Regions from separate parts of the Homo sapiens genome. Here region 2 is linked to region 1. A link is a loop called in an ENCODE intact Hi-C map of the cell type or tissue named here. Cell type or tissue: CD14-positive monocyte. All regions are shown on one strand. Links, peaks and the distances in the headings refer to the core of each region. The heading gives the core; the rest is flanking DNA.

What was found. Peaks named below come from ENCODE experiments on the same cell type or tissue, not always from the same donor. Only the 100,000 strongest peaks of a DNase experiment are listed, where the experiment ranks them.
Region 2: it touches region 1 in a loop (4-fold over the local background); 7 of 110 quality-filtered maps call a loop at or near these places.

The regions. Positions count from the first base shown.
Region 1 is chr2:105,365,005-105,373,004 of GRCh38, forward strand. FHL2 (four and a half LIM domains 2) reads right to left here. Exons shown (of 7, transcript NM_001318895.3): 5 at 2,566-2,735. It also overlaps a transcript of C2orf49 not described here. Among named protein-coding and RNA genes, the nearest start is that of FHL2, 30 kb to the right of the region's middle. RefSeq lists enhancers at 4,406-4,907, 4,908-5,407. In CD14-positive monocyte, for the core only: CTCF peaks have their summits at 4,963 (motif pointing right) and 5,162; a DNase peak (open chromatin) is centred at 4,997.
Region 2 is chr2:106,581,542-106,594,045 of GRCh38, forward strand. No RefSeq gene overlaps it. Among named protein-coding and RNA genes, the nearest start is that of CD8B2, 100 kb to the left of the region's middle. RefSeq lists a silencer at 8,422-8,642. In CD14-positive monocyte, for the core only: CTCF peaks have their summits at 6,045 (motif pointing left) and 6,244; a DNase peak (open chromatin) is centred at 6,030.

The sequences.
Region 1 (8,000 bases), core at 1-8,000:
GAATGCAGTAGCCTGTGTGTGTAAGACATCTCTGCCTGCAACATGTGTCCTCAGTCCTCCCTTGCTCCGGATTCCATGCTTCCCACCCACATCAGCTAACTCAATGCCTCTGAGCATAGCATGACTTTCTCAGAGACTCCTTCCCTCAACACCACCCTGGCCCCCAACTCCTCAGATTAGTTGAGGTCCCTCCATTCCACACTCTGCTCTTCTCCTCCATAGCACACTGCTCAGTAACTACTGACGGGTTTGACACTGGAGTGTACTTCCACCTAGACTACAGTTAAGTGTCTGCATCTTGTCCAGCATCAGATCCCCAGTGCCTGAGAGGGCCAAGTTCATGTCGAGGAATGGATGCTTCTGGCATGAATGTTTTTGTGTATTTAATGAACATGCACACAAAAAGCATGCATCCCAGAAGGATGTGTTGCTTTCATTTCTGCAAATGAATAAAGCACACATTGGAAAGATGACAGAGGAAGAGCAACTCAGATGAACTTCCGTTAGGTCTTGATGAGAAGAACAAACCAAAATAAAAATAAAAAGGGGAGAGAACAGGGAAGAGGGTTCCTAAAATAAAAGCAGGAATGAGAGCTCAATCTAAGAATAAAGAAAAAAACAGGAGTTTGTGACCAGTCTGGCCAACAAAGTGAGACACCGTCTCTACTACAAAAAAAAAAAAAAAAAATTAGGTGGGTTTGGTGGTGGCACCTGCCTGTAATCCCAGCTGCTCAGGAGGCTGAGGCAGGAGAATCACTTGAACCCAGAAAGCAGAGGTTGCAGTGAGTTGAGATCATGCCACTGTACTACAGCCCAGGTGGCAGAGTGAAACTGTCTCAAAAAAAGAAAAAAACAGAAGCATAAAAGGAGAGGAAATAAAGAGAAATAAAATTTAAAATAACAGTAAAGAACAAATGGGGCCAGGCATGGTGGCTCACGCCTGTAATCCCAGCACTTTGGGAGGTGGAGGCAGGTCGATCACCTGAGGTCAGGAGTTCCGAGATCAGCCTGGCCAACATGTTGAAACCCCGTCTGTACTAAAAATACAAAAAAAACCGGCTGGGCATGGTGACGCACGCCTGTAATCTCAGCTACTTGGGAGGCTGAGGCAGGAGAAATTGCTCGAACCCAAGAGGCGGAGGTTGCAGTGAGCCAAGATCGAGCCACTGCACTCCAGCCTGGGCGACAGTGTGAGATTCTGTCTCAAAAAAAGAAAAAAAAAAAGGAAATGAGAGAAAGACTGAATGGAAATTGGTAAGAATACTCAGCACTTAGAAAAGGTGTGGGCAAGGTGGGGATATTCTTGCCCAGGCCAGCCAGGTACAGGTAGCAGCATTGGGGATGTTTCTCCATGGCCCAGACGCAAGGGTAGAGGCCCCAAGGGCAAAACAGCAGAAGCTGGGTGAGCAGAGTCAATAACAGGAGGAGAGCGAACAGAACCTGTGATGAGTTCCACAGCTGGCGCTGCCCAGGGCGAGTGAGCAGTGGGAGGGTGCCACTCAACAGGCTGATGCAAATCCTAACAGGACAGAGACGCTGGAAGCTATAGCATAATAAGAATTGCGTGTGTCTAAGAGTCAGAGGGCACAGCAGAAAACTAAGCTACACCCTGAAGGGTGCAGGTCGGGGGGCAACTGGGCAGAGAGATGGCTTCCTACAGATATGCAGTTCCCTTTCTTTCTTTAACCCTAACAGAGCCATGACTGGAATAGCACATTATCGAGTAGATAAGTTTATTTATTTATTTTTTTAATTTTTTGAGATGGAGTCTCGCTCAGTCGCCCAGGCTGGAGTGCAGTGGTGGGATCTTGGCTCACTGCAACCTCCACCTCCCGGGTTCAAGTGATTCTCCTGCCTCAGTCTCCTGAGTAGCTGGGACTACAGGCGTGTGCCACCACACCCAGCTAAGTTGTGTATTTTTAGTAGAGATGGAGTTTCATCATGTTGCCCAGGCTGGTCTTGAACTCCTGACCTAAGGTAATCCACCAGCCTTGGCCTCCCACAGGTGATCCACCAGCCTTGGCCTCCCACAGTGCTGGGATTACAGGCATGAGCCTCCATGCCCGGCCAGAGTAGATACATTTAATAAATGATCTGTCCCATATCCATGGAGGCAGACTTTTCTCCTTTACTTTTCTTCTCACATCCGTCTCTCTCTCCTCCCTTCCTCTCCTCCCTCTTCCTTCCATCTTTCTCTCCCTCTCAAGTTTGCAGTTGTTTTCTTGTTTTATTCATGGAGAGAAGCTGAACAAGACAGCTTTGGGATGGTGGCTCCCCTTCCCTCTAACCTCAGGTTATCAACATAAGAACATATTTAGAAATGGTCTAGAAGAAGGCAGGGTTAAACGATTTGATCACAGAGCTCAACAATGTTGATGTCTTTGAAAGAAGGATGGACACCCAGACCCGATGGATAAATGCTCAGAATGTAAGGCAGGACAGGCACAGCTCCCACGCCACTTAAGTATCACAGGTATCCTTGGTTTTGGAAAGAGAACTGACAGACATGGACCATGGAGGCAAACCAGCCAGAACGTGCAAGGGCCAAGGGGGCATCTGAGATACCTTTTTGCACTGAACGCACTGCATGGCATGTTGTTTCTCATAGCAGGGCACACAGAAATTCTGATTGTCTTTGGGGATGAAACTCTTGGTTCCAATTGGCTGCTGGCAGCGGTGGCAGATGAAGCAGGTCTCATGCCAGCTGCTGCCCTTGTACTCCATCTTGCGGGTACCTGTCATCAGGGTCAAGAGGAACACAGCAGAGTTATGGTTAGAGGGGTGTGGAGTCCCAGCAATCTGCCTTCAGAGCTTGCTGCCCTCTAGTTTTATGACCAGAGCAAGCCACTTCAGCTCTTGAAGGCTCGCCTCTACATGGAGGTAATTCCTATTTTGTGCAGGGCGTGGACTTTGTCTTTTGGTTCACTACTGTACACCCAGCTCCTAGAACAACACGTGTACATTTTAGGCACTTAACATTTATTTATTGAATACCGTGGTTAGGAATGTTAAATCTAAAAAAAGTTAAGTCTCTCTCAGCAATGCAAAGTATAAAGAGAAGTGTGGCATAGCTCCGATGAATTCCCATGGAGCATGACTTTTGGAGTCTAGGGACTGTATTCACCTATTGCACACCTGATAATGAACACCCCGTCTGGTTCACAGCAGGATGGAAATGGCTAGAGTGTGAATGAACCTGGAACCTCGAACCTGATTCAGTGAGCAGCCTCTACAACACTCACTTTACATACTGCCTGTTGAACCAAGTTGTGATGTATCTAGGTAGTTTTATGCACTGTACTAAGTGCTATAATTAAAACCTACATGTAGTTTTTTTTTGTTTTCGAGACAGGGTCTCACTCTGTCACCCAGGCTGGAGTGCAGTGGTGCGATCCTGGCTCACTGCAGCCTTGAACATCTGGGCTCCAGGGAAACTCCTGCCTCAACCTGAGTAGCTGGAACTACAGGTGCACACCACCATGCCTGGCTGAAATCTTCATGTGTTACTTGTACATCCCATTTAGTAATTGCCTAAACCTACGCCATCCATTGTCTTTTGAATAACTATTAGCATTTGATACATTTCTACCATTTCTCCAAGTGAACTGAGGAGCTCTAGAGAACTGAAACACTTATGGGTCACCCCTGCCACCACCAAGCTGGACTCACTGCAAGTGCTCGGTGTCTGTTGACTGACATTTTTTCATTTTTGTTTGCCAGAAAGAAGTGTATCTATTTATAGTAACGGATGATTCCAGATAGGCGTATAAACAAGTACCCTTCATATAAAGCAAAGGTAAAGAACAATCTGGGGAAATAAGTATCAGGGACAAAGAAAGAGGAAAGTGTTGTAAGTGCCCGGACTAGCTGAGGGGCCTGGCCACTGTGTAAGACCAAATCCAGACTGCTGCCTGCTTTTCAAATGAAGTTTTATTGGAACACAGCCACGCCCATTAATTTACTTCCATTGTTTACATCCGCTTTTAAGCTAGACGGCCGAGTAGTGTGCAGCTGTGTGCAGTTGTGCAGTTGTTGTGTAGTTGTAATAGTTGAGTAGTTGTGACAGAGACTGTATGGTCCACAAAGCCCCAAATATTTATCTGATTTTTGAAGGAAAAATGTTGCCAATCCCTGGGGACTGTGGCATGAGGGTCACATACATGTGACTTCAACTGGGGGTCAGGGAATGATGGGGAATCAAGCCGACAGAGGGACTGCCCCGCTCCAGACCAGGTGGAAGCAGCTGCAGTAACACAGGTGGCTTATAGGAGTCTATAGACTAGTCCATAGCTCTCAGCCCCAAAATCTTATGGTCCCAAGGACAAAGCTAGGGGTTGTATTTTAGCTGGCTAGAAAGTTGGTCATGAAATGTCTGTCCTCCAGTAATTAGGAATGTGCTGAGAATTATCACGATTGTTATTTAGGATCATTTTCTCAGCTTCCTGTACTTCCAAGACCAGACATTTGAGATTATATAAAATAAGCAGGGTGTGTGTTGGGGGGCAATGTGTGAGAGGGAATTTGGGATGGTGACACGCAGCGATCTTTTAATTCAAAACTAAGCTGTACAATCTATGGAATTCAATTGTGGGGTGATGAATCCTAAAACAAACATTACATGAAGCAATTGAAATTCAAGTAAAAATAGTGGAAGGACTTTGAATTCACAAAGATTTTCTTCAACCTCCATGCATACTTTTGTCACTTGCTCTTTGGATCTCTGACATTCATTCTGATCAAGCAGCCCAGAAGCCAAAGGATTTTGCCAATGAATATGGGGCAATTATGACTCTCATGGCATTCTTGTCGAGTTCTGAAATAAGTCTGATCAGATCAACACCAGTTCGAGGGCAACTCTACGTGCAGGGAATGCACAGGGCACCTGGAGCCTCAGGGACATGGCGCGTGCACCTCAGGCATGGCGACAGCAGTGGCCGCAAGCCTGCATGGTCATATGCAGCAATACCGGCAGGTGGCAGGAGCGTTCCTTCTCCTAACTGAATCGCACACTCTGAACCAAGTCTCCCGCAGGCGGAAGCGCAGTCTTGAAGAAGGGATGTCTTAATCTGATTCAAATAGTCAAATGAGGCTGGCTGCGGTGCCTCAGCCTTGTAATCCCAGCACTTTGGGAGGCTAAGGCGGGAGATCTCTTGAGCCCAGGAGTTGGCGACCAGCCTGGGCAACATAGAGAGTCCCTGTCTCTACCCCCCCAAAAAAAAAATTAGGCGGGTGTGGTGGTGTGTGCCTGAGGTCCTAGACACGTAGGAGGCTGAGGTGGGAGGATCATTTGAGCCCGAGAGGTCAAGGCTGCAGTGAGCAGTGATCGTACCACTACTCTCCCGCCTGAGCGAAAGAGCGAGATCCTGGCTCAAAAAAAAAAAAAGTCAAATGAGGAGCCAGAAATTTGGTTGCAGGGTTGGAGACAGAATCGCTACTTGAGTCTGCTCAGAGGCTGTGGTGCATCTGTAAGCAACGTCTGCTAATAGGGGCGCGAGAGCCGGTAAACCCCAGCACTGGGGTTACTGATGGTATTCCAGTTTCCTGATTGGTCATCAGGAAACTGACTTGTGTGGGGGGTGTGGAGCTGGTGGGTGAGTTTTTCACTTGTCCTCTAAATGTAAATTCACCGCAAAAGCTGTGCACTGACGCTGTAAACCCATATTCATCTTGAATGGGTTCTAACACTTTTAAAAATCAAACCCAGGCAAGCAAGTGCTTTGATTCAGTGTTTTGTCGGTGCTGGTTTGTTTTGCATACACCGGGATTCTTCTAGACGCCCTGCCTTTGGTGCCCAGTCCGTTTCTTCTGGCAGAGGCACCTGTAAAATGGGGATGAAGCCATCCAACCCAGGGAACACCGAAGATTCAATGGGATTCTGTAAAGCAGCAGGGTCTGACGCCTGTGTGTGTGCTCAGGGGCTGGAAGCTGTAGCTGTGTTGTTATTATTACTACACAGCATTTCTTACCACAGAGCCTGAATTCTTGCTTCCCCCATTCCTTAGTAGAAGAGGCTGCCGGCCAGTTAATTCTCAGATATTCAGTATGGGTTACCTCTCACTGAACATTAGGTTTTTACTTCTTATCTGATCATGTTTTTCTTTTCTTTCCCTCCCCAGTAAACACCATGAGAAAGGGAAGGTGTGATGGTTAATTTTATGTGTCAGCGTGGCTGGGCTCTGGTACCCAGTTGTTTGGTCAAAAAACAGGTTTACTTGTTGCCGTGAAGGTGTTTTTTAGATGTGACTAACATCTAAGTCAGCAAGCTTCGAGTGCAGCACGTTACCCACGTATCAGGGCCGGGCTTCATCTAATCGGTAGTGGGCCTTAGGGGCAAAGACTAAGGTTTCCCTAAGGGCAACTAATTCTTCTCAAGACTGCAATAGACACACCCTGCCTGAGTTTCCAGCCTGCCGCCCTACGGAATTCAAATGCTCCCATTTGGAACTGCAGTATCATCTCTTCCCTGAGCCTCCAGCCTGCTGCCCTGTTCTATAGATTCCAGACTTACCGCCTCCACAATCTCATGAGCCAATCCCTTGAAATCTCTCTCTCTCTCTCTCTCTCTCTCTCTCCTTATGTATGTATCTATGTGTATACATTTCCTTGATTGATTCTGTTTCTCTGGAGAACGTGACTAACACAGAAAGTCAAGACAGGTGAAAAATTCAAAATCCGGGAAATATGCATACTTTTTATGTCATGGTTGGTGCTAACAGTTAAAGTCTTTAAACAGCCCCTAGAGTCCCCAGTGGAAGCTTCCTTGGGCCCTTGTTCAGGAAACTAGTAAGGGTTTAATTTGTTTTTCAATTAATGTCGTGGTTCTTATTGTTACTGAGTGTTGTGTCTCTGCAGTGACTCCCTGTGGGGCAGGACACAGGTCAGCCTGGCTTTCTACGGGCTTCAATTCTCATTTGCACTGTCGCACAGCACTGGGGCCCGAGTTTCCAGCCTCTGCAGGATCCACATGATCTTAGAAGAGGCCTTCTTGCCTGGAGCTGCCCCATCTAAAGTCACCATGCAGCCCTTCCAGCTGTTTTCCCTTACAGCTGCCAACAGGGCTGGGACTGTGTCAGCCTGGGCATTTTTCTTCCCTGTCATAGTGTGTCACAGTTGTTTTAAAGTTATATTAACCAGAGAAATGTAGTGGCAGTAAGAAACCATCTTACCAAAGGTCAGATTACCTCCTTGCCTTTTTAAAAAATGATTATTCCTTATCCTACATAACTTTCTTTTTTTTTTGAGACGGAGTCTCACTCTGTCACCCAGGCTGGAGTGCAGTGGCGTGATCTCAGCTCACTGCAAGCTCCATCTCCTGGGTTCAGGCCATTCTCCTGCCTCAGCCTCCCGAGTAGCTGGGACTACAGACGCCCGCCACTATGCCCGGCTAATTTTTTGTATTTTTAGTAGAGACAGCGTTTTACCATGTTAGCCTGGCTGGTCTCAAACTCCTGACCTCGTGATCCGCCCTCCTTAGCCTTGCAAAGTGCTGGGATTACAGGGGTGAGCCACCACACCTGGCATCCTACATATATTTCTAAACTATTTCCCATATGTCAGTCTCTTCAGTATTTCTTTATTATCAAAAACAAAGCAAACCAACATGATGAAACCCCATCTCTACTAAAAATACAAAAATTAGCCAGGTGTGGTGGTGCACGCCTGTAGTCTCAGCTACTTAGGAGGCTAAGGCAGAAGAATCTCTTGAACCTGGGAGGCAGAGGTTGCAGTGAGTCAAGATTGCACCACTGAACCACATTGGCCAGGCCGATTTCAAACTCCTGACCTCAAGTGATCCACCCACCTCAGCCTCCCAAAGTACTGGAATTACAGGTATAAGCCACCGCACCCAGCTTCTTTCTGTATTTTGAAATTCCACATATTTTTGTCCACTTTGCTTTTTAAAATAAAAGATTCTGCTCTCCTACATAAAAAACAAAACAAAACAAATAACTCCCCCCACATACACACACAAAAAAACCATGAGGGACACAGTCCCATCA
Region 2 (12,504 bases), core at 1,752-9,751, 1.2 Mb after region 1:
GAGTGGCAGATTTGCTGGGAACCGGATCGCAGGGTTGCTTTTTAGCCACCCCTGTCTATCAATCTGCCTTTTCCCTCAGCATGTGCGCAGTAATTTATCCAGCTCTCCTTCACTACACTTTGTTTGGAGTGTGTGTGTGTGTGTGTGTGGGAGAGAGACAGAAAGACAGGGACAGAGAGAGAGACAGAAAGATAGAGACAGAGAGAGCTACAGAGAGTTAACTGAGATACAGAGACAGAGGTCAGAGACAGAGAGATAGGGAGATACAGAGACATAGAGACAGACAGAGATAGAGACAGAGATCAGAGACAGAGAGAGGCAGATAGACAGACAGAGATACAGAGACAGAGACAGAGAGAGACTGAAAGATAGACACCCGCCCCCCCACACACACAACGTATTTCTTCAATCAGTTTCATTTCCATACCATAGGTTTTATGCTTAGGGGAAATCTCATTTCTTCCAGATAACCCTGGGCTTTTCAAGCCTCTAGTCTAAATTGCTTCTGTGAGGATTCATTTATCTCTTTTTCCATAACCTGAGTTTTGAACTTCTTGTCCGTTTTCTCCTCCCAGTGCTTTCTTTTCCTTTTAGCCTGGGAATGGAGTTTTAAAGCTGAGAGTCTAGGTGGACCGCAGGGGAGTCCTGCACAGCACCGCCTCCACCCCACGCATGGCAGGGAGACCTCGCTCTCTCCGCGGGCCCTAGAGGTGCTGCGCTGCTCGCGGCCGGCAGGAGGAAGCGGGCCTCCCTGCTGTTGCCTAGGATATGTCCCGAGGTGCCTCCCATCGGACATCTTACGTGGGTGTTTTTGCTGATGCGTTTTTGAAGCTCAGTTAGGTCAAGGAAGTGCCTATCTGTGATTGAGCTTGGGAAGCACTCAGGACATATCTGGCATTTTTCTGGCTCATAACCAAACAAATCACAGCGCCCCTCCACCACAAAAAAAAAAAAAAAAAAAAGAAAAAAAAAAGAAACAAATGCCTTGGCTTGTATGTATGGAGTAAACGGACCAAAGTGGGGTCAGATATCTGCTTCTGTGAGTTCGTTCAAGTGGGGAGAATCCTCCTAACTGCAAGTGGGGCTTGAGCAGATGCCCGTGCCCGGCTGATTCTCCTACATGGAAAACTTCCAATTTCGCTCGGATTCAGGCTGCTTCTGGAGCTAGTCTCCCAGCTGGGGGAAGTGAGCGGATGCTGCCATCTAGAGTCAGGATGAGGTAAAGCGGCCAAACCCCTTGGGTTAGCGTTTTCTATTTCCTCTCGCTTTAGAATTCTCTCATTATTTGTTTTATATTCTTACATCGCATTGACAATACCCGGAGGAAAGAATTCCAGGCAATGATTCTGTCCTTAGCTGTCTGGTGGGATGCTATTTATTCACATATCTATAGACTCCCCATGTGTGCCTTGCACAGTGCCAAAATCTCTGAATTCAAGTAGACAATAAATATTCTTGTCAAATAATCTGTGCCCTAAGGTCACTTATTAAATCAGTTATTTAAAAGGAATGAGTTTATCTGTGAAACCAATTTTAGAAAGGATGATAGCTGGGTCATTGGTTACATGCATTTAAAATGCTTACGTATTTGACAAATTCCAAATTCCAAAGAGGCGGCGCCTGTTTACCTCTAACAGTGTGTAAGGGTACCTTTCCCTCCAACACTGCAAACATTGTGTATGGTCAAGCTGGTAAAACAATTTTTACTTGGATATGTGAAAAAGGATCTCTTATAATAACTAGTTCGTGAATTTTAAAATGTGAGGTTGAAATTGCTAAGAACTTATTTAAAGTCATCTATTTATGTATTTATCTATTTAGGATTGTGTCCTATCATGTCATTTGCTTTATTTTTATTAGGTTTTTGTTTTACTTTTTGCTATTGATTTGATACTTTTTTTATGTCATAAGGAAATTGGGTTTTCGTTAGATTCCTTGTAAACACAGTTTCTCCAGTTTTCACTTGACTTTTGCATTTGCCTATGTTTTGAAAATAATTTTGTCTTGAAGGCATTTTGAAATACTCTGGTTATGTCCATGCATCTTCTCCTTTATGGCTTTTGGCCTTGGGAGTACTGTTGATCTAGATAAAGAGATAAACAGAGTCCTGGCGCCTAGCTAGTGATAAATCATTTGCTGAATGATGAGTCCTTCCATGAAGCCTTTTTGTGATTGTGCTGATTTTGCATCCTTCAGATGATCAGTGCGGATACTTTCCCTGCCCACACTAGAAGACCATTGGCCATGCCCATGGCAAGGAATAGAGTGGAGGGAAGTCCCAGGGCGTCAGGCTCCGGCTCCACTTCTCTGCAATGCTCCTGGCAGGTCCTGCATGCCTCCTGTGACTGCTGTACCTCAGGTTCCCTCCTTTCCTGGTGTCAAAACTGTGGCCTCAGGTATGCACTCCCATCAAACATAGCACAATCCACAAAGAGGCTATGTCTTTCCATCAGTGCTTTTCAAGAATTAGGAGGCTTCTTTAAAACAGCACCTCACCTGTCATGGCCCAAGTGCGTCAGGTGCCTGTGCGTGGAAACACAGAAGCTGGAAGAGGCCTTGGCGGGCTTAGGATGGAGCGAACCTCAGCTCTTCAAAGGCAGGGATGCCTTAGGCATCTAAGGCAGATCTGTTAACAGAATAGTCAGTCCTCAGGTTAGCTGTCGGACACCTTTTAAGTAAGAAGGGCCCACTGATGTGGTGGCAGTGAGAGGTGACAGCAGCCTAGCAGCCCTCGCTCACTCTCAGCGCCTCCTGGGCCTCGGTGCCCACTCTGGCCGCGCTTGAGGAGCCCTTCGGCCCGCCGCTGCACTGTGGGAGCCCTTCTCTGTGCTGGCTGAGGCCGGAGTCAGCTCCCTCTGCTTGCGGGGAGGTGTGAAGGGAGAGGCGCCGGCGGGAACCGGGACTGAGGGCGGTGCTTGCCAGCGCAAGTTCCAGGTGAGCGCGGGCTCCGCGGGCCGCGCACTCCCGGGCAGTGAGGGGCTTAGCACCCGGGCCAGCAGCTGTGGAGGGCGCGCCAGGTCCCCCAGCAGTGTGGGCCCGCCCACGCCTTGGTCGAATTCTCGCTGGACCTCAGCCGCCTCCCCGTGGGGCAGGGATCGGGACCTGCAGCCCGCCACGCTCGAGCGCCCCACCTTCCCGCAGTGGGCTCTCGCGCAGCCCGAGCCTCCCTGACCCGCGTTGCCCCCTGCCCTGGGGCGCTACCCCCTGCTCAGGGGCGCTGGGTCACCTCCACCGCCCAAGGGCTGAGGAGTGCAGACCTGCGGCCTGGGGGACTGGCGGGCAGCTCCACCTGCACCTGGGGCGGGATCCTAGTGCGCTGGATCCTAGGGCAGGGGATACACTAGGGGAAACCAGCTGAACCCCTGAGTCAGGTGGAGACTTGGAAAACTTTTATGTCTAGCTGGAGGATTGTAAATGCACCAATGATCACTCTGTGTCTAGCTTGGGGTTTGTAAAGGCACTAATCAGTGCTCTGTGTCTAGCTAATCTAGTGGGGACTTGGAGAACTTTTGTGTCTAGCTAGAGGATTATAAATGCACCAATCAGCACTCTGTGTCTAGCTCAGGGATTGTAAACACACCAATCAGCACCCTGTCAAAACGGACCAATCAGCTCTCTGTAAAATGGACCAATCAGCACCCTGTCAAAACGGACCAATCAGCTCTCTGTAAAACAGACCAATCAGCTCTCTGTAAAATGGGCCAATCAGCAGGATTTGGGTGGGGTCAGATAAGGGAATAAAAGCAGGCTGCCTGAGGCAGCAGTGGCAATCAGGTTAGGTTCTGTTGTGGGGCTTGTATGGCTTGTTTTTTTTAATATTCGCAGTAAAGCTTGCTGCTGCTACTCATTTGAGTCCGCAGTGCTTTCATTTGAGTCAGCTGTACCACTGACTGCAGAGGTTTGCTGCTTCACTATTGAGGCCAACGGGAGTACGAACTCACTGAGAGGAATGAACAACTGTGGACGCGCGGCCTTGAGAGCTGTAACACCGCGAAGGTCTGCAGCTTCACTCGTGAAACCAACAAGACCACGAACCCAGCAGAAGGAAAAACTACGAACCCTTTCGAACATCAGAAATAACAAACTCTGGTCACACTATCTTTAAGAATTGTAACAGTCACTGTGAGGGTCCGCAGTTTCATTCTTGATGTCAGTGAAACCAAGAACCCACCAATTCCGGACACAGCACCAGGTCCAGATTGGCAAGAAAGGACCCTGGGCTTGCTCAACCGAGAGGGACAGGAGAACTGGGAGGGCAGCCTTAAGGAAGGGTGTGACCCAGAGGCTGGGCCAGGGGGCGGAACCATGAAGGACGAGCGTAATGCCTGGCTCCTTCCACCTCTGTTCATCACCACTCTTTTTGCTGTGATTCCAACAACATTTCCTATACGTGAAAACATTTTGAGGGAAGACTCACGAGAATCGTTTCACGAACTTATAAGCAAGAGTTCAGAGAAGTCCCAACGTAGAAAGTAAGTAGATAAAAGTCAATTGTTTTCCTTACACTGCAATAATAATGTTGAATATGTTATGGAAAATATTTTGTTTACAACAACAAATAGACTAAGCCAACAGAAGCCATAAAATCGTAGATAAAAAAACTGGTATTTACCGGAGGATCACAAAAGATTTCAGTAAAAGGAAAGATAGTATTTCTGCAGGGAAGAGTACTGCAAGTATGTCAATGCTTTTGACAATGATTTTATATTTGTTACTTAGAATGAGAGGTAGGTTGTGAGCAGGTATGTGTTTGGGGAAGGTAAGTTAATAAGCGTGGAGTTAAATGAGTGGAATGGGGTACGGTGTAGATAGTGCGTGGGTTTACACGGGGTGTAGGTGGGTAGTGGGGTCCGGTAGGTAGTTGAGTGAGTCAGGGCCGAGGGTAGCGAGTTGTGTGGGCTAGGGGTGGATACTGAGTAGGGGACGGCAGCGTGTGGCTTAGAATTGTTGCTTGAAAAATACTCTGCTTTGTTGAGAAGACTGTTTTGAATCTAGTTGTGTTATACTATAGTAGCAGTAGAAATTTTAATTGCTTTAAATAGATTTTATGTATGTATTTATGTATGTATGTATTTCATTTATGTATGTATGTAAGAGGGTCTTCTTACTCGGTGGCTTAGGCTCAGTGCAGTGGTGCCATCAAGGCTCACTGCGGACTCAAAATCCTGGGTTAAAGCAATTTTCCCACCTCAGCCTCCTGAGTAGCCAGGACTACAGTATCATCATGCTCAGCTAATTTTGTATTTTTGTAGAGACGGGATATTGTTGCTTGTAGATGTTGCCCAGGCTGGTTTGGAACTCCTGACCTCAAGCAATTTTCGTGCCTCGGCTTCCCACGTAATAACTGCGTGGGTTTAGATAGTGTGTGCTGTTGGTTTTTCTAGGTGACATTTGAGAGTTTAATTATTTTGCCTCATTTTTCTTTGGCCATACAGATCTAGCCAAGCCTAGAATACTCAGTTTGGCAGAGGACAATTGGTCCCTTTTCTTTCCTTTTTCTTTTTTTTGTTAATGGGATTTTAAAAAAATGTATAATTGACACATTATCATTGTACAAGTGTATGGGGTACAGTGTGATGTTTCAATGCACACAATGATCAAATTGGAATAATTACCACATCCATTACTTTAGACGTTTATTCTTTGTGGTGACAACATTGAGTATCTTCTGGTTATCTTGAAATATACACTACATTATTTCCTATGGTCACCCTACTGTGTAACAGAAATCATTCCTCCTAACTGTGACTTTGCCCGGATGACCAACTTCTCTGGTTCCCTGCCTCCCCCCTGCTCTCCCCAGCGCCTGGTCACTATTTTACTCTATACCTCCATGAAATCAACTTTTTAAGGTTCCAGATAGGAGTGAGATCCTGCGGTGTTTGTCCTTCATGCCTGTCTTATTTCACTTGACGAGAGTCCTCTGGGTTCACACACTGCCCCTCTTTGGGGTGAGCTTGCAGTGTTGTGGATCAGCTGCGGGGTATCAGCCTCCGGGCGCTGTGGTCCCGGTCCTCTTGTGCTCCGCTGCCCCCTGCTGCCCATCCAGGGTATGCGCAGCGAGTGGGGAAATCCTATGCCGCCTGTGAACCTTCCCATTATGTTCGTTTCTTGTCTAAAATATGAGACTTAGGTTTTCATTGCTTCTGTTCACTTCAGAAGAATGAACAGAAAGCACTCGCCACCCTTTAACCTAAATCAAAGTATAAGCCAACATTTCTAACAAGAGTACGGATTCTTTCTTACCTTTGGAGTCCACGGACCCTTAAAAGGTATGTGGGTCGTGGCCGGGCGCGGTGGCTCACAGCCGTAATCCCAGCACTTTGGGAGGCCGAGGCGGGTGGATCACGAGGTCAGGAGATTGAGACCATTCTAGCTAACACGGTGAAACCCCGTCTTCACTAAAAATACAAAAAATTAGCCGGGTGTGGTGGCGGCGCTGTGGCGGGTGCCTTGTAGTCCCAGCTACTCGGCAGGCTGAGGCAGGAGAATCGCTTGAACCTGGGAGGGGGAGGTTGCAGTGAGCCAAGATGGCGTCACTGTACTCCAGCCTGGGCAACAGAGTGAGATTCCTTCTCATAAATAAATAAAAATAAAGAAATAAATATGCGGGTGGGCCTCCTGGAGGTGACCAAGCCCTCGTGACAGTTAGCATGAATGCGTATTTATTTAAGGTTGCACCTTTGGCTTTCACCAGATTCTGTATAGGGTTCATATTCCCAGAAGTTTAATATACATTGCTCTGGAGCAGTGACATTGAAACTTTTTGGACTGTGCACCCCCAATATGTATATTTACTCATAACTTGTATACGAGTACTAAGTGATGAGCTGAAGGTGAAATAAGGATGTCTTTCAACATCCTTATTCACGTCTTTCAATGTCTTTTAGTGTCTTTGTGTCTAGTGCTGATGGGTTCATAATAGCATTAGCCGATATCGCAAGTCACACAGGCAGAGGTTTGCCACCAATGGTGGAAATATAACCATACTCCTCCTTGACAGTTACCGTTCAACTTCTCATTGCTTCTATCTTGACATGTGGTTGATGAAGAACTAGTATTAGAAGTAGTCTACTCGGGAGGCTGAGGCAGGAGAATGGCATGAACCTGGGAGGCGGAGCTTGCAGTGAGCTGAGGTCGTGCAACTGCACTCCAGCCTGGGCGGCAGAGCGAGACTCCGTCTCAAAGAAAAAAAAAATAGTAGTATTAGGACCCTTCTCCTAATATTAGTTATTTTTTTGAGGTTCACCTGGGCTGGCATTATTAGTACCATATTGAATCTATAGTGAATACACAAAAATCTTTTTAAAGCCACTTTTCCATCTCGTGAAGTTATTTTGTTTAAAATGAATCAGCAATCCAATCAACAATTGGCTCTGATATAAGCCCTTTCTTTATAGTGGCTGGATAATATTTTTAAAATATTGTTTGAAAGTCTGATTTCTTTTTCTACCTCCCTATTAGTCTTGAATATTACTACCGTTTACAAAACAGCTAGGTCGGTCTGGGATTCATTGCTTCTAGGAAGGAATGTTTTGATATTATTGTGTAAACATCTATATTAAAAAAAACCGTGAGAATTAATTCAGTATTATGACTAATAATAAAATTCACTAAGCTGGCTGAATACCAACATGTATGTACATGTACAAGTACATATGTGTACAGCACCATTCCCCTATGTCGGCAAAACCAGCTGGGAAATCGAGTTCATTCAACATGTATGTATTGAGTGTGGATTTTCCTCTAGGCCCCTTTAGCCTTGAGACTATAGCCTTGAACAAAGCAGATGAACCCCTGTTTTCACTGGCATTTATATTCCAGTAAAGATTGACAGAGAATTAACAAATAAGTAAAATATGCTAAGCGAGATGTGTTATGGCCCCTGGAAGATGCAGAAGTGAGGAAGAAGGAAGAAGATTGTGGGCGTGGGGCTGCAATTTTAAATAAGGGATCATGGAAGGCCTCATGGAGAAGATGTAAATTGGTAAAAACCCGGAGGTGGGGAAGGAGAGAGCCATACAGGTTTCTGGGGGGACAGCATGCCAGGCAGAGGGTAAAGCAAGTGCAAAAGCCTTGAGATAGAAAGCTTCCCATTCTGGAAGGAGCAGGAGGTCAGTGGGGCTGGTCAGAGTGTGTGCATAGGAGATGTGTTGTAGGAAATGGGTCAGAGAAATAGGTGGAAGCCAGGTCTCACAGGATTTCAGAGACTGTTGGTGAGACACACGGAGGCTTCAAAGAGGAGTGGCATCATCTGGCTTTTTTTTTTTTTTCCACGATGATAGCACACTGCAGCCTCTAACTCCTGGGCTCAAGTCATCCTCCTGCTTCAGCCTCCTGAGTAGGCGAGACAACAGTGTACCATCAATGCCCAGCTGATCTGGCTAAATTTTTAACAGGACATATCTGCCTGCAGAGCAGAGACTAGGCAAAAGATGGAAGAGCAGAAGTGACTTTGGAAGAGCTGATATTTTTTAATAATAAAATGATGTCATTCTTGGGCACCGTGTCCCTCAGAATCCTGAGGCTTATGGGCAGTCAGGGGAACTAGCATATCCTCAGCTATGTGCCTCACTTGTCAAATCTTTGCCTGCTCCTGCAATCTCACAAAGTCTTGCATCCTCTGAACCTTGTTAGTGCCCATTCCTCTGTTGTCTTTATGTCTTCTTCCCTAGGACTTGTCCTTAAAGCATCTTGCTTATGTATCTGCCTCCAACTTGGAGATCCTTTTGCCCTGATGCTTGTGGAACCACATTCCATTTGAGAAGAGGGCTTTTCTTTGTATTTGCCTAACCATGAATTCTATTTGGCTGTATATGGACACAGCTGTCTTTCTCCTCAATGTGAGTTTAGGTTCAGAGGACTAAGATGTGATGTCCAGTCAAAAACTGGGTTATGTAGTGGTGTACCTAGTTACAGATCAGAAGGTATCTTTGAATACAGGTTTTATGCTCCTAAATTTCTTTACCCTAAAAGGAGGCAGGGCCCTTGTGAGTGGATTAATGCCATTATTCCTGGAGTGGGTTCCTGATAAAGGGATGAGGTTTGGCCCTCTTCTTTCTCTTTCTCATCCTCACACCTCTGCCACCGGGTGATGCAGCACATGCTCTTGTCAGATGCCAGCACATGCTCTTGGACTTCCCAGACTCCACAAACATGAGTTTCTGTTCATTCTAAATTACCCAGTCTGTAGTTTTATTCTATAGCGGTCTAAAACAAAGACACCCCTACATATAGAAATACTTTTTGTATCAGGACTGATGTCATTTGAATAAACACACAGGCTACACACTGCACAGCTCTGGAGGGCATCGTTTATACAGGCTGGAATGAGGGTTGATATCTTTGGGATTAAACCCAAGGTGACCTAGATTATCTAAAAATTTGAAGCAAAATCTTTATAAATAAGTTACCTTTACTCTCCATGATGCATTGACATTATCCTATTTTCTCCTGTCCAATCCTGTCCTATCTTAACTATCAGTCCATTTTGCATTGCTATAAAGGAATATATGAAACTGGGTAATTTATAAAGAAAAGAGGTTTATTTGGCTCTGCAGACTGTACAAGAAGCATGGTGCCAGCATCTACTTGGGTTTTGGGGAGGCCTCAGGAAGCTTTTTCTCATGGCAGAAGGTTAAACAGGAACAAGTGTGTCATATGGTGAGAGAGGAAGCAAAAGAAAGAGGAGGTGGTACTGGGCTTCTACAAAAACCAGCTCCCATGTAAACTAATAGAGTGAGAACTCACTCATTACCGTAGGGAGGGCACCAAGCCATTCATGAGGAAGCCGTCCCCATGACAAACACCTTCCACCAGGCTTCACTTCCAACATCGGGGATCAGATCACATTTCAACATGAGATTTGGAGGGGGCAAATATCCAAACCATATCACTAACCTATGCTATCCTATTCCATCTCCTTCCATTTAATAAATGATGGTCAAGCCAGGCATGGTGGGTCATGCCTGTAATCCCAGTACTTTGGGAGGCTGAGGCGGGGAGATCACTTGAGGTCAGCAGTTTGAGACCAGCCTGGCCAACATGGCAAAAACCCATCCTACTAAAAATACAAAAACTAGCCTGGTATGGGGTCGTGTGCCTGTAGTCCCAGCTACTCAGGACGCTGAGGCACGAGAATTGCTTGAAGCTGGGAGACAGAGGTTGCAGTGAGCTGAGATTGCACCACTGCACTCCAGCCTGGTTGACAGAGAGACTCTGTCTTTAAAAAAAAAAAAAAAAAAAAAAAAAAAGATAGTCAAGACCCACTGCATAGGGTCCAATCAGGGAAGCAGAGCCACCATGAGTATTATAGAATATGAGATTGCTTATGGGGCTTGTTACTTTTACACAGTTACACAATTACAATTGTGGTGCCTGGGAAGCTTTGCTTAACTGGAGAAGTAAAGGTCTGAAAGAGGACAGTGATTCAGAACTACACAGGGGAGAAGTGGACAAGTCTGAGGAAAGCTGTCGCCTCTTCAGCTATTGAGGTCCTGAGGTGGTGGTTGTGGGCCCGCAGAGCAGGCAGCTGGGAACAAACACTGGACATAAGGTGGAGAAGGAGAAAGACTGGAACTCATGGAGATAAGCGAGAGAACACCCTGGAGCCTGGTCTGTCTCTCATGGAATCTAACTTTGAAGATGTGTTTGAACAGCAGAAAACTCATCTTGGAACTATATACATGTCTGGCCTGGGAGCACCGAAAGAGATTATCTGGCAGGTGCTGGGGGAGCTGCAGGCCAGGCTGCTACCCCGTGCAATCCCGCGTTAACAGGCTGAGCCGACACATCAGTGACAATGCGCATAATCCGCTGCTGTGTTGGGGCCGTATGTTGAGCTTCTGACCGTCATGGCAGCGGCTTCATGTCAATTTCCACATCTTGCACAGATTTCTCTTACAGCCAGCTCCAATCTGGTGTCATACATGGAAGGGAAATTTGGAAAATAGGGGTCTAGTTTACATAAGATTACAGTACAAAATCAGCCCCTCCAATAATGAGGTAGCTTCAGTGATGTGCTGGAGCCAGCTTGAACCAGCTCGTGGGAGCCAGTTGTTAAATTTTCAGGAATTTTGCTAGCCTGTAGTTAAGCACAACCATTGTTAAGGTTCAGTTATCTGAACTTATAATTATGCTAAAAGCAAGGACAATACAATACTCCAAACTCACGCTAATACTTTCAGTTTTGTCTATTGTATCTTAATGATGGGTAGCAAAGTCTTGGCTCAATTCTTCCAGGTTCCAGCTGCTACGTTTTCTGTTGGCTTACTGGGGTCTCACCCATACATTTGAAGTTTACTAGTCAGCCAGACATTTGGAGGATAATTGCATGTAGATTCTGGGGTATGCTTTCTCCCAGGATTTTCCTTATACTTTTCTAGCTGTTCTATCAGACTCTAAACTCTGTCTTCTAGCACTTCTTGCCAGAACAGCTACAATTTTCTGACCCTCAAAAGCTGTGCCCATGTATCGGGTGGTATCCATAGGCAAAAAGCCACAGACTCATACATGTTCCCTTCTAGGTTCCATCTTTCAAGGCTGGACATCCCTCCAGTTTCTGCTTGCATTAGCCTGGGCTCCAGGTGCCTTCCATAGTCATTTTGTTTGGTTTTAACTGTATTTTATTTCTGAAGGAGACTTAGTCTGATCAAGCTACTTTGCCATTACCAGAAGCTGGATTATTTCTGGTTATTCTGGGAATTCTAGTTATTTTTAAATTGAGATTAGACTTTATGCCTGAAAACACCTGGACAATAGAATTGCTGAGAAGAAGTCTCCTATTAATTTTTTTAAAGTGGTAGGGCAGGTGTCTTTTACTTCTGGTAGGCTTTTAGATTTTCCTCTCATCCCTAATGTTTTGCAGTTTCACCACTGTGTGTCCAGGTGTGATTTTATTTTAATTTTGTTTCTAAGAATTAATATATGGAATTGACTTAATTTTTCTAAATTAATTATGAACATGCAGTTTTAAGAAATAACACACAGACAACCTATATACCCCTCACCCAGTTTCCCCCATGGTAACATCTTGTGTAACTATGTAGTATGATTTCACAACCAGGAGGCTGACATTGATAGGATCCATTGACCTTACTCAGATTTCACCAGTTTTACATGCACTCATTTGTGTCTGTGTGTATTTTTTGTTCTATGCAATTTTGTCACCTGTAGATTCCTGTGATGTCACCACAGTCAGGATACAGAACAGTTTCATCCTAAGAATTTCTTTTGCTACCCTTTTATAGCACCACTTTCTAGTGACTGCCTACCACTAATCTGTTTGTTATTTTTTTTTTTACAATTTTAAAAATTGATGCATAATAGATGTACATAGTTTTGGGGGTGCATGTGATAATTTAATACTTTCATATAATTTGTAAAGATCAAATCAGTGCACTTGGGATATTCATCACCTTAAATATTTGTCATTTCTTTATGCTAGAAACATTGAATTATTCTCTTCTAGTTACTTTGAAATGTACAATAGATTATTATAAACTA